2 separate regions of the Homo sapiens genome follow, and region 1 is linked to region 2. A link is an interaction called in ENCODE POLR2A ChIA-PET data of the cell type or tissue named here. Cell type or tissue: CD4-positive, alpha-beta T cell. All regions are shown on one strand. Each heading gives the region's core, and the rest is flanking DNA. Links, peaks and the distances in the headings are about the cores only. Region 1 overlaps ABTB3 (ankyrin repeat and BTB domain containing 3). Region 2 overlaps PRDM4 (PR/SET domain 4).

Region 1 (5,000 bases), core at 1-5,000, 360 kb after region 2:
ACAGATTCTTCTCTCAAGCAACTTACAGAAAATATATCTTCACTTTTTCAGATATAGGTCTTCACTTTTTTATGAAGTGAAGATACTTTGTCATATAAGGTACAAAGTACCAAATAGAATGAACACAGAACTATGAAGAAGACCAGATGAGTACCTACAGGACAGGAGAGCAAACAGTTTACATCTCACATGCCGATTCTCATCAGTAGCAGCTGCCTAGAACTGTGTTGAGAAGGATCCTGAAGTCCCATCTGAGTTCAGTGAGAAAAAGTGCTGTGCTTAATTAGTTATGTCTGCCATGATCACAGAACCCAAGTGGCAGAAGTACCAAGTATCTTTGCCATCCAAGCTGAAATGGAGATCAAATAAGTGGAAATGGATCTTGAAGAGTGAATTATGGCCTTCCTCTTCACATTTAACATAAAAATATAGCAAGTATACTGCACTATTAGGATGGAAATGGAGGAGGAGTAAAAAACTCAATTTCATAATCTATCTTGAGCGTACACTTATTTACCTCCTTAACTCCAGGAGTATTTAAGAAATGAGAGGGAAAAGCAACGAATCCTCTGCTAGTAAAGGAATAACTACAAAAGTCTAGGCCAGACTTTACTGCTTAAAATCAGAGGGCAACTGGCTCTGAAACGAGGCCAGCTCTGGGCATCTGGACTGAGTGCCCCTCCCCAACCCACCTCCATACTTCTCCCCTAAAGCTTCGTAGAAGCCTGGCAGGACAGCAGCTTAGTCTCATCCTAGAACAAGATTTGCCAGTCAAATCCTTCCTTCCCAGGGACTAGACAGACAGTGTGAGGCTGTTTAGCAACAGGTTTGGGGCAGATTTCCTAAATCTCCTTTCTCTCCAATCCGTCAGCCTGGCAGAAGCAACCTAGAGATGGGATTTAGTCTCATTCTGACACAGCACAGTTCCAGAATGATCTCCCTGCTTGCTACTCAAGCCGGAATCAAGCCAGAGCCTACATACAGGTCCCAGGATCCAGAGAGGAATGAAATTGCTTTATTAATATCATAAGGTTGGGGGGAAGGGAAGCATGTTCTGATGGGCTATGCCAGCAGTAAGTAGTTCAAAACACAATCCAAAGGGAGGAGGAGAAGGGGGGTGGGTCAGGACAATGCCCGCTGAGATAAACGCCCTCTGAGGGCTGCCGTATAGTAGGAGGTGGTCACCCTTCTTGGAAGGTGATAGCCTTTCTTGGCCAGTGTGCTGGGTCGAAAACAACTTTTGGATCCTCCTGCCTACCCTGACAGCCCTTCAAGGCTCAGCAAAGGTATCAGCACAGAGCCACAACCAAGGGATCAAAAGCTTAAGTCACAAAACTGTAAAAAAAAAAAAAAAAAAAAAAAAAAAATCCCTTTTTTGATAGGCAGCCAAAGAAGCACCTTCACAGAGCTGGCTTTGCATGGCCTTTCAACCAAACTATTTCCAGCAGCACAGGCTCAGCAGCCCCACCAGGCCACCCAGTCCAGAGCACGGCTGCAACACTTCCCATGCTTCCCTCAAGCCTGTGACCCAGAGACCATGCTTTGTCTTGATTTTTATCTATTTTTTCAGGGGAAAGGGCTGAGAGAGGAAGGGGAGCCAGGCAGAAATACTGTGTTCCTAAAGCCCATGTGAAGAAATGCCCAGGCAAGAGCCACACTCTGAGGACTCGTCCAACATTCCCGGCTAAGCATCTACATCTACCTTTGTCTCCAAGCCTGTGGGGCTGATTGGCTGACTTTGGAAGAAGAGAAAGTGTGTGTCCCTGGAAACCTCTGCAGTGCCAATGGAAGTGTGCTCATTGGTGGGAAGGTCAACGGGAAGCTTCCACGAACCGACATGGGCCACCATGGGGATACACAGAAGGAACGAAAGAACTGAGGAGAAGTCATCCATTAGCAGGCGAGAACAAGAGGCAGTGACATTTGAGGGATCAGGAATAATGTGTTCCCAATTTATACCTACCTTGGTGAGGCCTGGGGAAAACCACTTACTGTTAGAGTTTTTGTCTGGTGACAATGATCAAAGGGAAAATAACGTTTACTGAAAGCTATGCTTTTACATATATTCTAGCATTTAACTCTTACAGAATTCCTAGGCGATACATATCATCATCGCTGTTTAATAGATGTAGAAACGGAGGCTCAGAGAGGTTGAGGGAGTAGTTCAAGTTCACGTGGCTGTAAGTGGTGGAGCCAGGAACAAGCCTGGGTTCCTCTGACCCCAAGTTTAATGTTAGTTTCATTATGCCTCACCACCTCCCAGCATTACAGGAAATCATCAGGGCTCCCCTACTCAGAATACACCAGGCAAATTCTGCCAAACAAAACTCATTCTGTTTTATTTCTTGAACAATAAGGTGCAGAGAGCTCAGAAGAGAACAAAAGCTCAGAAAAAAAAAAAAAAAAAAAAAAAAAAACCATGTTTGGGCTGGGTATGGTGGCTCATGCCTGTAATCCCAGCACTTTGGGAGGCCAAGGAGGGTGGATCGTCTGAGGTCAGGAGTTCGAGACCAGCCTGACCAACATGGTGAAATCCTGTCTCTCTTAAAAATACAAAAAATTAGCTGGGTGTGGTGGTGGGTGCCTGTAATCCCAGCTACCCAGGAGGCTGGGGCAGGAGAATTGCTTGAACGTGGAAGGCAGAGGTTGCAGTGAGCCAAGATCACACCATTCACTCCAGCCGGGGTGACAAGAGCGAGACTCCATCTCAAAAAGAAAAAAAAAAAAAAAAACCCTTGTTTGAACCTGATTTATAATAAAGGTTGCATCTCATCTTGATGGGGAAAGGAATGGTTCTATAATGTCGAGAAAACTGGCTCACTAAATGAATTTGGATCCCTCTCAAACACAATATATGAAAGTAGACTCTAAGTGGATGAAAAACCTAAATGTGAAAGCAAAGTTACAAAGCTAACAGAAGAAAGTGAAACAATACCTTTGTGAACTTAGGGCATGGAAGGTCCTCTTAAATAAAATCCCCAAGGCACGAACCAAAAAGCAAAAAGAAAAAAAAGTTGGTAGATTTGATTACATCAAAATTAGGGCTTCTGTTCAACAAAAGACACTGTGAACAAAGTTAACAGAGAGGTGGCAGAGTGGAAAGTGATATTTACAATGTCTAAACCCAACAAAGAATTAACATCTAACTACATATGTAACTCCTATAAATCAATGAGAAAAGAAAGGAAATGCAATAGAAAAATGGTCTGTAGATATGAATAGGCAGGTCACAGAAGTGGAAACCAGAATAGTCAACAGGCAGATGAAAAGATGCTCAAATTCGTTAGTAATAAGATAAATGAAAATGAAAGTAACAATAGATTCCACATTATACTCAACAGATTTACAAAATTACAATGTTGAGTAATATTGATTGTTAAACAGGATATGGGTAAATGGGAACCCCTCCGCGCCACTGGTGGGGGTCTAGACTGGCATAGCAGTTCCAGAGACTCACCTGGTACTGATTATCGAAACCAAGTTTGTATAAACCCTGTGACCCGACCAACCCACTCCTGAGTATAGATACTTGCATGGGGTCCATATGGGAACAAGTGAAAGGAGATTGTTCCCATAATGACAACATTATTGTTCACGGTACTGGGGAATTGGATGCAACTAGTTGCCCATCATTAAAGAATGGATAGACACAAAATATGATGGGTGCCAACTATGTGATAGTCATTACACAGTTCACCAAATATTTCCAGTGTCTCCGTCTCTTAGATTCATAGTAGGCTTGCAGTTCCCACTGCTTTTAAAGTGGAGAATGGCCATGTGACTTGTTTTGGCCACTTCTGGGCAGGCTTTAAAAATCAGTGTGCTATTTGTCACCTTCTGGACAGAGCCTTTAAGAGCCAGTGTGTGATTTGCTACTTGCTCATCTCTCTGCCGTGTTGAATGGTGGAGGCTCCATCAGCCTACGTCTCCAAAGCAAAACTCTTATTAACGGGATGGATATGTAGTGGAGCCAAGCAGTAAACCTGCATAATTTTAAGCTGCTAAGATTTTTGTGCTATTACCGCTGCATAACTTAGCCTATCTTGATGGAGTTAACTGTGCAGCTGTTAGAAATAATAAGCTAGATGTACAACCAACATGGATAGATATTGAGAACATAGGTGAAAATGGAAAGATCAGGACAAGCTCCTTTGTGCAATATCGTTTCTATAAATCAATAACACACACACAGAAAGCAATTTTACATGTTTTATAAAGACATGTACCTGTTCAAGAGCATATATTAAACGCCTTGGATGAGTACCTACAGGGGAGTGGAGATTATAGACAAAAAAGTGAAGAACTAAAATGAGAGAGAGAGGCCGGGAGTGGTGGCTCACCCCTGTAATCCCAGCACTTTGGAAGGCCAAGGCAGGCAGATTGCCCGAGCTCAGGAGTTCGAGACTGCCCTGGGCAACATGGTAAAATCCCGTCTCTACTAAAATACAAAAAATTAGCCAGGGTGGTGCCGTTCGCCTATAGTCCCAGCTACTCGGAGGCTGAGGCACGAGAATCGCTTGAGCTGGGAGGAGGCAGAGGTTGCAGTGAGCCGAAACTGCGCCACTGCACTCCAGCTTGGGCTACAGAGTGAGACTCTGTCTAAAATAAATAAATACATAAAAATAATAAAAATAAAATATTAATAAAATGAGAGAGAGAGCCCTTGCATAATGATAAAATTTCCGTGAACTTCTGAGTATGAATAATTCAACCCTCTGTTGAATCCAAGATCCAAAACAAAAAGGAAAGAGGAAAAAGTGTAAATCATTTTTCTTGGTTGACTTCAGTATGCATTTTAAACTCTTCATGCCAATCAGTCAAGCACAGAGTTTCCTTTTCCTCACCAAATTTTAATCAACTTGGATGGGTTTTCACTTCACAATCTCTATGGTTACCACCCCCTTGGTATGAAGGTATAGGCTCATACCCATTCACAGCAGCTACTGCCAATCTTCCACCTCACTGTGATCCGGGGAAGGCACCTTCCAATAAAGGACAAA
Region 2 (11,667 bases), core at 3,984-8,983:
AAGATTGATTTCCACAATGTCTCTGGCAAGTGGATATATTGTTTCTTAAAGATCACACAATTATAGTTTGAGGAAAAGTTTTGCTTGAATCAAGTCGATATCAGCCTCTATCCTTTCATTTTACTTTTGCTTAACAAATGTGGATCTGGACTCCTTTTCAGGGTGAGAAGATATGGTAAGCCTCTTTGCCAAACTTTCATGGGATAGAAAGAAGGTTTTGGACTGTCAAAACTTAAAGCTGGTATAAGTCATTCTTATAAGAAGCACTGTTCCCTCAAAATGGTTTTGAATGAGGCTTTAGGCTTCCTATGGAGATCGTTGGTAAAATTTTCAGATGCTTGTATTTTTACTTTGGGGCATTTCAAAGTGGATATAGTAGTATTAGCAGTCTTTTTATTTATCTACTTAAAAAAAACAGCTACAGCCCTAATGCCAAATGCAAGAGGAGTTCCCCCCCTAGTGTCCCCCGAGAGTGGAAGGGTGGTGACAGAACCTGGCTTTGCCCTTCCTGTAAGAAAGAGGAAGTGAGCAGAAGAACAGTGATGTTTACTCCCCAGGTCATCTTGTCTCATGGCTTTAGATACCGTCATATGATTTATGTCTCCACCCTCATACACCTCACCATCACTCAGCGGCTCTGATGCTGGATGTTCGCTAGGCAACTTAAATCTTATGTGTCCAAAACTCAACCCAGTATTACCCCATGAATTTGATTTCCTCCAGTGCTGAGCAGCTCATTAAATGGCACCACCATTATTCACCTCAATGGTCAAGCCAAACACCTTGAAGTAATTCTCAACTCAGTTTTTCCTTCCTTCCTTCATTCAACTAACACCTTGTCCAGACCACCAGCTTTTCTTCTATGGATGGCTTCAGTAGCCTCCCAGTTGATCTCCCTGCCACTACTTGCTGTTTCTCCTCATCTACTCCGCAACACAGATGAACACACATACACACAGTTTTCTGTCCGCAGTGCCAGAGCAATCCATTTCAAATATAAGTCAGATTGTGCCTGTCTCCACTCATACATCTCTGGTGGCTTTCCATCGTATTTGTGTTAAAAGCTTTTTACAGCAGTCAGAAGGCCCTTTATGATGTAATAGTACTTGGCTACCTCTCCCTTCACCTTTTCTTACTTTTCATATTCTGCTTTGGCCACTCTGACCCTCCCCTTGCTACTCCTTGAGCATACTAAGCACATCCAGTCTCAGGGCCTCTGCCTTAGAAACTTCTCCCTCCAGATGCCTGCATGTCTTCTTCCCTCCATTCAGGTTTCTGCTCAAATGTTATCTCCTCAGGAGGGCCTTCCTTGACTATCTTATCTAAAATAGGACCCCTTCACTTTTACCTGGCTTCGTGTGTTTTCGTAGTCTTTATTGCTATATGATACCACGTTACACATTTGTTTATGCTATAATCTGTCCACTTAGAATGTAAGCTTCATGAAAGCAGGGACTTAGTTTACCCACATCCTATAGCCCTAGCATCTAGAACAGTGCCTGGCATAATTAGACACAGTAAATATGTGTTGAATAAACATCTAAAAACCATCAGAGTAGAAGATGAAAAGTCAGACTTTTGGTAGGGGTTTTGTTGTGGCCTTGGGCAAGTTCCTTAGTAGTTTTTATGCACATGATGTTTCCCATCTGCAGAATTAAGAGGTTGGATTAGATTGGTGGTTTTAAAACTGCTCCAGGGAATTCTAAGGGTTCTTCAGTGCCATCTGTTGCTAGAAGAGGATGAGAGAAATGCTAAGGAAGCCAGGCTTCAGAACGCCCGACTGCACCCTCTCACTCCTTCCAGGATTTTATTAATAACCTGCTTTAACTGTTTCATATTGGGCTTTCATAAAGACATGGGGTTCAGCTACTCAAAAAAAAAAAAAAAGCTAAAAAATTCCTGGTCTGTGTGATCTCTAAGGTTCTTTTCAGCTCTGAAATGTCTAGGCCAGGGTTACTCAAACCTTGACATTATTGACATTTTGACCGGGTTAATTTTTTGTTGTGGGGCTGCCCTGTGCATTGTAGAATGGTTAGCAGCATCCTTGGCCTTTTCCTACTAGATACTAATTATACCACCCCTCCCCAGTATAACAATCAGAAAGGACTCCAGACATTGCCAAATGTCCCCATAGAGGCAGTCGCCCCTACTTGAGAACCACTAGTCTAAGAAAAGGACAGAAAAATGGTAATTCCATAAAAGTGGCATCCAGGGAATACAAATAACGGTGTAATGAGATACCATTATGTACTGGCTAATTGGCAGACATTTTCAAATTTGAGTCTTCCAGTTGAGAATATGGGACAACCAGAACCGTCAATGATGGATGTGTATATTGAAACAACTACATTGGAAAACCGTTTGTCATTATCTTGTAAAGTTGAAGATGTGCATATCCTTTGATTTAGCTATATAGTTCTTGGGTATGTGCCCTAGAGAAACATGTATTGCAGAGCACCATACAAGTATAAAAATGTTCAAATGCCAGGTACAGTGGCATGCACCTGTAGTCCCAGGTACTTGGGAGGCTGAGGCGGACAGATCACTTGAGCCCAGGAGTTCAAGGCTGTAGTGCATGATGATCACACCTGTGAATAGCCATTGCACTCCAGTCTGGGCAACATGGTGGGACCCTGTCTCTAAAAAATAATAATAAAAATTTAAAAAAATTTAAAAACGTTCTAGCACTTTTGCTTGTGATAATAAAAAACTGGAAACCACCAAAACATTCATTAGCTAGAGACAAATCCAGTACCATAGATAAGTTGTGGTGTATTTGTATATTTGTAAATAGTATACAGCAGTGGAAGGGAACAAACAACTGATACAGCAGCTTGAATGAATTTTATGAGCATCATACTGAGAGAATGCAGCAAGACAAAAGAAATACATATAGAATTTACATAGAATTTGAGAATTTACATAGTATTCTAAAACAGGAAAAATGAGCCTACACTGTTTTAAACTATACATGTTTTATGAGTCTTCTGTATATCACCTATGCAAAAGCCTGATTCAGAAGGATAGAGCTGCTCTGACAAAGGCCTGCGGCTATGAAGAATAAGTGTTGCCTCAGTTGTTATTTGTAACCCCAAATCAAATGTTTTTTCTTGTGTTCCTCTTAGAGAACGCCAGATCAAGTGTCCCAAGTGTGATAAGCTGTTCTTGAGAACAAATCACTTAAAGAAGCATCTCAATTCTCATGAAGGAAAACGGGATTATGTCTGTGAAAAATGTACAAAGGCTTATCTAACCAAATACCATCTCACCCGCCACCTGAAAACCTGCAAAGGGCCCACCTCCAGTTCGTCAGCACCAGAGGAGGAAGAAGAGGATGACTCAGAAGAGGAAGATCTAGCAGACTCTGTGGGGACAGAAGACTGTAGGATTAACAGTGCTGTGTATTCAGCGGATGAGTCTCTTTCTGCACATAAATAAAAGGAAAAGAAACAAGCAATTTTGGATGAAAATGCAAATGGAAAAATACACATAACCAGTTATCTACTATAATGGTTTTTATATAAAATGGTTCCTGATTTATTTTCAGCCAGTAATCAAAACAGACTGGGAATGAATAAAGCACTTACAGAAGAGTATCCTAATGAAAACACTTTAAAACAGATTGGGAAAACTGAGCATGTGTCCTGTTTTAAGTGGTGGACTGGGAGGGAAGTGTCAACTTCTGAGGTCTTTATTTACATGATAATCTGGGAGATGCATTTATGCCTGAATCAAAGCTGCCTTCTGCTCAAACAAATCAGATTTATTTCACATTCTTCCATTATTCCATTTTCCTGCTGGTCCTGTGACTTGGTAACATTCTAAACGGTCCTTGCCCCATAGCCATCCTGATTGCTGATAGTGTTTTATGCAGACTCTTGTGACTTATACTCACCACAGAATGGATTGGGACACAGCAGCATAAGTGTGCTACTTGGCAGCTAGTAAGTTTAAAGCAGGACCTGCCTTAACTGCTCCTGGCCACTTGGAAGTTTAGGGTAGATCTTGTTTTCCAAAGTTTCGGCAGGTGCCTGGAGGGCAAATAAAAAAGCAGCAGTCAGTCAGTAGTCAGTGATGGAGAGAACAAGAGGAGAGATGCCTGGCCTCTGCCCAAGAAATTAGCTTTGATGGAAGCCTGAGCAAGTCACCTGGTTATTGTAACGTGGAGATCTTTGTAGGTTTAGACATGGCTCCCTGTCTCCAGTAAACATCCAGCCATTCAGACAAAGGGGGCCTGGAGATACAGAGAGCCCAAATAATGCCTGCTGGATTGTCTCCTGATGAGTACATGTGGACTCACCTGAGGAAGGGAAGGAAGGGAATAATCTTTTATGTTTCATTTACCTTATGAAAAGTGTTAAAACATTGCCAACTCAAAATAACATTATTTAATGCATGTGCAAAGTTAGGTCTTCCCAGTTGTCTCAGTGCTGAGGAACCTCATCAGAGAAGCATGGAAGATGCCAAAGGATTTTTGGAAGGTAAAGAAGGCTGAATAGTGACCACATGGGCCTGTTTTCAGGGTCCCAGCTTAGTTAAGTCACCCATGCACCTGGTCATTGTGTCTCCCATGCACATCCAGCGTTTCTCAGAAGCAGACCCACCCTTAAGTTGACAGGATTGATGGAACATGCTCTCCTGCTCAAGGCACAACCTCTGGGCTGGAGTAGAGGACTCTGGTGGGAAGGTTTTGCTGCTAATGTATTTATGGAATGAATGTATTTCATTCAAATCTGTATTCCTCTAGGAAGGATTAAAATTAAACTTTTTTAAAATACAGGATTCCTCTGGTAGTCTCATTTCATGGAGGAAGGAGATGAGTGAGTCTTCTAGGGAAAGTCAAGTACAATTTGAATCTTTCTGAGGTTAGAAGAAGAGAGCATTTCTAGAGTATTTTAGCTTTTGAGATCATATTCTTATTGTTTCTGCTGTTAGTACTTAAGACAAACTGCTTCCTGTGCTTCCAACCCTCTTCTGCCCTGTTCCTGCCTAAGGTATGCCTTTACTCTGTTACCTCCTTGGAGAAATGTGGCAGGTCTGCAGTGGAGGGTTGGGGGATGTGTTGCGGATGGTTAGGGTTGGCTGCTGACACTGGGTCGTGACGCCTCCCTCAGGGCAGCTCTGGTTCCTAGGGCAGCTTCAAACTCAGCATTTTGCCAAAGGCATCCAGCTGGCTGGTTCCCCCATACCCAGGAAACCACTGGTACTGGGACTCTAAGCTCCCTTTCTTCCTTTATCTCAGTAGCACACACTGGGTTCACTTCCTTCATTCCCAAGACTGAAATGATGCCCAAGATAGTTACGCCTAGTGTCAGAGGAACACAAACAGCAGAGGAAGCTTGGAAACCTTTTTAGTGAAGTTGTAGCTGTTAGTGCTTAGTATTTACAACTGTCTCTCCATTTTTTTACCTCTTAATTTTAAATTCTAAGTCATTTTCACAAGATGAATAAATAAGTAAGTGCCCTTTGACATGAATGTTTTCAGCCTTTTCTGCCCATTTTGGGTGGCCTTGCTGCTGTTGAGTAAATGGTCACGGTGAGAGGCAGGATGTGTATGTAGGCTCTGGAGCCCTGCAGAATGTTCTCTAGTGTGGGCTTTGCTGTGTGATGAAGGTTTGTAACCTTGGCCAAGTTATGTAAGCTCTCTATGCCTCTTCCCTTAACTGTAAATGGAGAGTATTAAGAGCGCCGCTTCATTATACTGTTTAGATGTTAAGTTCATACGTGTCAGTGGCTCCCACAGTGCTCAACATAAACAGTAGCTGATATTCTTTAGTTTCCCATTAGTCTACATTTTTCATTTTAACATAGGTTTCTACACTAAAAAAAATTGACATATAGAATATCCAAGAAGCTCTAGATTTTAGTAATATAAATAAAACTGGAATAATTTGAGTTTTCAAGGCCAAAGCCTATAAACTAGTTCAGAGTATTCTTGCAGCTCACTGTATGCTTGGCATTTCCTTCTCAAAAAGGTCAGTGGCTCATAATCCTGGCATTTTTGTTGTGCTGAGATTCTCAGAGGGCAAAGAGGTAACAGGAAGTAGAGTCTTCGTCAGCCTTTTCACGCTTGACCTGTGTCCCCGCTTTCTAGTAAACACTCCTTTACCTGTGTCTCAAGAAGCATAAACATGCCAGAGGCTGTCAGCACCTCATCAAGTATGTAAACTTGATGATCTGATCACCAAACTTGGAGGCACACACTAAGGAATGACATATCTCCATATACACAAGTGATTATGGTCTGTTACAGGTGAACACACCGCCCCCTGCCAACACCACCAGATTCATATGGTGAAGTCCTAACCTCCAGTAATCTCAAAATGTGATTGTAGTTGGAGATACGGTTTTTAAAGAAGGAATTAAGTTAAAATGAAGTCCTTAAGTTAGGACCTAACCCAATATGACTGGTGTTCTTAGAAAAAGAAAATTTGGACAAAGCCTTATACAGAGGGAAGATGATGTGAAAACAGGGAGAAGACATTTCCAAGCCCAAGGAAAGAGGCCTGGAACAGGTCCTTCCCTCACAGCCCTCTGAACAGTCCTGCCATTGCTTTGATCTCAGACTTCCAGCCTCCAGAACTGGGAAACAATACATTTCTGTTTAGTCTTCCCGGTCCATGGCAATTTGTTGTGGCAGCCCTGGCAAACTAAACAGTCTAACCAGATATACGTTCTTGATAATGATTGCTTAAAGGGGAGCAGCTTCCAGTATAGTGACTTCAGTTTAACCCCAGCTTTACAGATTAGCATGAGCAATATAAAGGCAGGCACCATTTCTAGTGGTGTATATTGCCGCCAGCAAATTTCCCTACTACTGAAAGGGGTGAAACCACTCCTTAACAGCTTTTTTGCTCCTTAGCTTTTCTTGCATATGCACACTGAGGATCATTAGGCACTCAGGCCTGTGTAGTCCTCAGACAAGGAGAGTGGTCTTTTCAAAAACCATTTATTAAGTGCTGGTACACTTTAAGGCATTGTAGGGGGAACAGAAAAATAACTAGGGCTCTGCTCCTGCCTTTGGATACAGGTGATCTGCCTGCCTCCGCTTTCCAAAGTGCTGGGATTACAGGCATGCGCCACCGTGCCTGGCCCAGGCTACAAGTCTTTAAAGGAAATCACATAAACTCTAAACTATTCCATTTAGACAATGCATATTTATATCCACAAGTTAGGGAGCACATGGAAAGCATGCTTTGTTCTTTGTGTTTTCTGCCCCCAGCACCTGCCTCCTCACCCTGCAGCACATCTTGTGCTGCTACATACTTGCTGAGGCTCAGGCTGGGCATGGGCTTTGGGGTTGGGCAAGCATCAAGATCAGTTTAGGGCCAGATTTGGGAAAGAAAAATCACCTAAGGTGAAAGTCACTTACTTTGGGAAATTTTACTTCTTGAATGATCTGTTAATTGGTTAATAGACACAACTTCTGGCCCCTCTTAGCTAGCACTGCCTAGGACCTTGTGACACATTTGCTTGCAAATATGCTTTCTAGTGGTAGTACATTTTAATTTATAGTTTTACTCCTCATAGGGCATTATAAAAGTAGGCTTTACCCTCAGTTGTCTAGATGTTGAAAATGAAGTTCAGAAAAATTACACTTTTCACACCTGTAATCCCAGCACTTTGGGAGGCAGGTGGATCACTTGAAGTCAGGAGTTCCAGACCAGCCTGGCCAACATGGTGAAACCCTGTCTCTACTAAAAATACAAAAATTAGCTGGGCATGGTGGTGGGAGCCTGTAAATTCCAGCTACTCAGGAGGCTGAGGCAGGAGAATCACTTGAACCCAGCAGGCGGAGGTTGCAATGAGCCAAGATTGTGACACTGCACTCCAGCCTGGGCAACAAAGCAAGGCTCTATCTCAAAAAAAACAAAAAAAAAAAACCAGTTTGTTGCATTTCATATTCACTGATTGGCTGCCTGGGAGCACTTTTTAAAAATGCCTGTATTTCTCTTCCAGGGCTCTCTTCCATGTTAATCTACGTGAAACATTATTTAGACGCTGCTGTTGTTCTGACACACCTCATTTCAGGATGCATCACACTGCTGCTTACACTTAGTTGCATATTTGCACTGGGGTTGTGGAATCTGTTTTTTATAAGCATAGAACACCTTTGTGGGTCATTGCTCTTAGTTGATTAGAGCCAACTACCACTCAGTTATGACAAGTGAATTATTCAAAAGCATGTGAGATGACATAATATTCTGTTAAGGGACTTATTCAAGATGCCTGACCCAGATGTGCTGTAGCAAAAAGAAAGGGAGCCAGGCTACGTTGCATCTAAAATTCCCACCGTGCCAGTGTGCAAATAGTATGTTTCATAGCAAGAGAAAAGCAGGATGGTCTATTCATCCAGCATTGTTTGTTTCTTTGGGAAAGGAACACGTTAGACTTTAAGGGCTGGAGAAGTGTGTATTTAAGGAAAAGCAATGGCTTGTGACCAGGAAATTTGATTTTAAGCTGAGAAGTAACCATTCGAAAGAAAGGAAGAGAACTCGAGTAACTTAAGTAAGTTTATTATAAGTTAAGTGCTTTAACTTCACAATAACAACCTTGTAGGGTAGGTTTTAATATCTTTGTTTTACCGAGGCCACAGAATGTCCCAGAAGTTAATGCAGTTACTGAAGTGTGAGATTGGAAAGTAAGGCCTCCTAGCTCTGCATTCGATGCTTTTTCTACTGTATTCTGTGGCATAGAGTTATTAGCATGATTACGGAAAAGTCATCTAGCTTGGGTGGCTCAGTACTCTCATTTTGGTGGTTGATAATAATCAAGTTTTTTAAATTGATTAGTAAGACTTGAGAAATGCCCTGAGACTATGTATGTATGGTTGCTTGCTATGAATGCTGGGAAAAGACATTCTGAATATATCAAGTGGTAAGGCATCCCAGTTAGCTAGATTTTTGTAACACAAAAAGCAAAATCCTATTACTTCATACTAAATCTAACAAGGGGTTGGGCACGGTGGCTCACACCTGTAATCCCAGCAATTTGGGAGGCCGAGGCGGGTGGATTTCTTGAGGCCAGGATTTCAAGATCGGCTTGGCCAACATGGTGAAACCCCATCTCTACTAAAAATACAAAAATTAGCCAGGTGTGGTGGCATATGCCTGTAATCCAGCTAGTCAGGAGGCTGAGGCAGGAGAATCGCTGAAGCCCAGGAAGTGGAGGCTCCAGTGAGCCAAGACCACTCCACTGCACTCCAGTCTGGGCAAGGCAACGAGACTGCGTTTGAAAAAGAAAAAAAAAAATCTAATGAGGGAGACTACTAAATAAGTAATTACAAAATTTTAAAAGGAGTAAGACAAATTACATTCTAACACAGCAGGGGTATCTTATGCAGGCTACAGAGATGAGGGGAGGCTTCTCAAAGGAAATGACACTTTTTTTTTAAATTATACTTTTAAGTTCTAGGGTACATGTGCACAACGTGCAGGTTTGTTACATATGTATACATGTGCCATGTTGGTGTGCTGCACCCATTAACTTGTCATTTACATTAGGTATATCTACTAATGCTATCCCTCCCCCCTCCCCCCACCCCATGACAGGCCCTGGTGTGTGATGTTCCCCTTCCTGTGTCCAAGTGTTCTCATTGTTCAGTTCCCATCTATGAGTGAGAACATGCAGTGTTTGGTTTTCTGTCCTTGTGATAGTTTGCTGAGAATGATGATTTGCATCTTCATCCATGTCCCTACAAAGGACAGGAACTCACCCTTTTTTATGGCTGCATAGTATTCCATGGTGTATATGTGCCACATTTTCTTAATCTAGTCTATCATTGATGGACATTTGGGTTGGTTCCAAGTCTTTGCTATTGTGAATAGTGCTGCAATAAACATACGTGTGCATGTGTCTTTATAGCAGCATGATTTATAATCCTTTGGGTATATACCCAGTAATGGGATGGCTGGGTCAAATGGTATTTTTAGTTCTAGATCCTTGAGGAATCACCACACTGTCTTCCACAATGGTTGAACTAGTTTACAGTCCCACCAACAGTGTAAAAGTGTTCCTATTTCTCCACATCCTGTCCAGCACCTGTTGTTTCCTGACGTTTTAATGATCACCATTCTCACTGGTGTGAGATGGTATCTCATTGTGGTTTTGATTTGCATTTCTCTGATGGCCAGTGATGATATTTTTTCATGTGTTTGTTGGCTGCATAAATGTCTTCTTTTTAGAAGTGTCTGTTCATATCCTTTGCCCACTTGTTGATGGGGTTGTTTGTTTTTTTCTTGTAAATTTGTTTGAGTTCATTGTAGAGTCTGGATATTAGCCCTTTGTCAGATGAGTAGATTGCAGAAACTTTTTCCCATTCTGTAGGTTGCCTGTTCACTCTGATGGTAGTTTCTTTTGCTGTGCAAAAGCTCTTTAGTTTAATTAGATCCCATTTGCCAATTTTGGCTTTTGTTGCCATTGCTTTTGGTGTTTTAGACATGAAGTCCTTGCCCATGCCTATGTCCTGAATGGTATTGCCTAGGTTTTATTCTAGGATTTTTGTGGTTTTATGTCTAACATTTAAGTCTTTAATCCATCTGGAATTAATTTTTGTATAAGCTGTAAGGAAGGGACCCAGTTTCAGCTTTCTACATATGGCTAGCTAGTTTTCCCAGCACCATTTATTAAATAGGGAATCCTTTCCCCATTTCTTGTTTTTGTCAGGTTTGTCAAAGATCAGATGGTTGTAGATGTGTGGTATTATTTCTGAGGGCTCTGTTCTGTTCCATTGGTCTATATCTCTGTTTTGGTGTCAGTACCATGCTGTTTTGGTTACTGTAGCCTTGTAGTATAGTTTGAAGTCAGGTAGCATGATGCCTCCACCTTTGTTCTTTTGGCTTAGGATTGACTTGGCAATGTGGGCTCTTTTTTGGTTCTATAGGAACTTTAAAGTAGTTGTTTCCAATTCTGTGAAGAAAGTCATTGGTAGCTTGATGGGGATGGCATTGAATCTATAAATTACCTTGGGCAGTAACGCCGTGTTCACGATATTGATTCTTCCTATCCTTGAGCATGGAATGTTCTTCCATTTGTTTGTGTCCTCTTTTATTTCGTTGAGCAGTGGTTTGTAGTTCTCCTTGAAGAGGTCCTTCACATCCCTTGTAAGTTGGATTCCTAGGTATTTTATTCTCTTTGAAGCAGCTGTGAATGGGAGTTCACTCATGATTTGGCTCTCTGTCTATTATTGGTGTATAAGAATGCTTGTGATTTTTGCACATTGATTTTGTATCCTGAGACTTTGCTGAAGTTGCTTATCAGCTTAAGGAGATTCTGGGCTGAGACAGTGGGGTTTTCTAGATATACAATCATGTCATCTGCAAACAGGGACAATTTGACTTCCTCTTTTCCTAATTGAATACCCTTTATTTCTTTCTCCTGCCTGATTGCCCTGGCCAGAACTTCCAACACTGTGTTGAATAGGAGTGGTGAGAGAGGGCATCCCTGTCTTGTGCCAGTTTTCAAAGGGAGTGCTTCCAGTTTTTGCCCATTCAGTATGATATTGTCTGTGGGTTTGTCATAAATAGCTCTTATTATTTTGAGATATGTCCCATCAATACCTAATTTACTGAGAGTTTTTAGCATGAAGGGCTATTGAATTTTGTCAAAGGCCTTTTCTGCATCTATTGAGATAATCATGTGGTTTTTGTCTTTGGTTCTGTTTATATG

What was found. ChIA-PET counts read pairs that join two places held together with the same protein. Peaks named below come from ENCODE experiments on the same cell type or tissue, not always from the same donor. Only the 100,000 strongest peaks of a DNase experiment are listed, where the experiment ranks them.
Region 1: POLR2A ChIA-PET joins it to region 2 with 6 read pairs; 2 of 35 experiments call an interaction of 5 or more read pairs at or near these places.

What each region holds. Positions count from the first base shown.
Region 1 is chr12:107,367,125-107,372,124 of GRCh38, reverse strand. All of the region lies in intron 1 of ABTB3 (ankyrin repeat and BTB domain containing 3), which reads right to left. Among named protein-coding and RNA genes, the nearest start is that of ABTB3, 51 kb to the right of the region's middle. In CD4-positive, alpha-beta T cell, for the core only: no CTCF peak of the experiment used is centred there; DNase peaks (open chromatin) are centred at 2,224 and 2,924; H3K4me3 peaks cover 1,962 bases; H3K27ac peaks cover 3,519 bases.
Region 2 is chr12:107,725,981-107,737,647 of GRCh38, reverse strand. PRDM4 (PR/SET domain 4) reads left to right here. Exons shown (of 12, transcript NM_012406.4): 12 at 3,126-4,777. The coding sequence ends at 3,438. PRDM4-AS1 (PRDM4 antisense RNA 1) reads right to left here and starts at 1,093. Exons shown (of 5, transcript NR_120474.1): 1 at 701-1,093. In CD4-positive, alpha-beta T cell, for the core only: no CTCF peak of the experiment used is centred there; no DNase peak of the experiment used is centred there.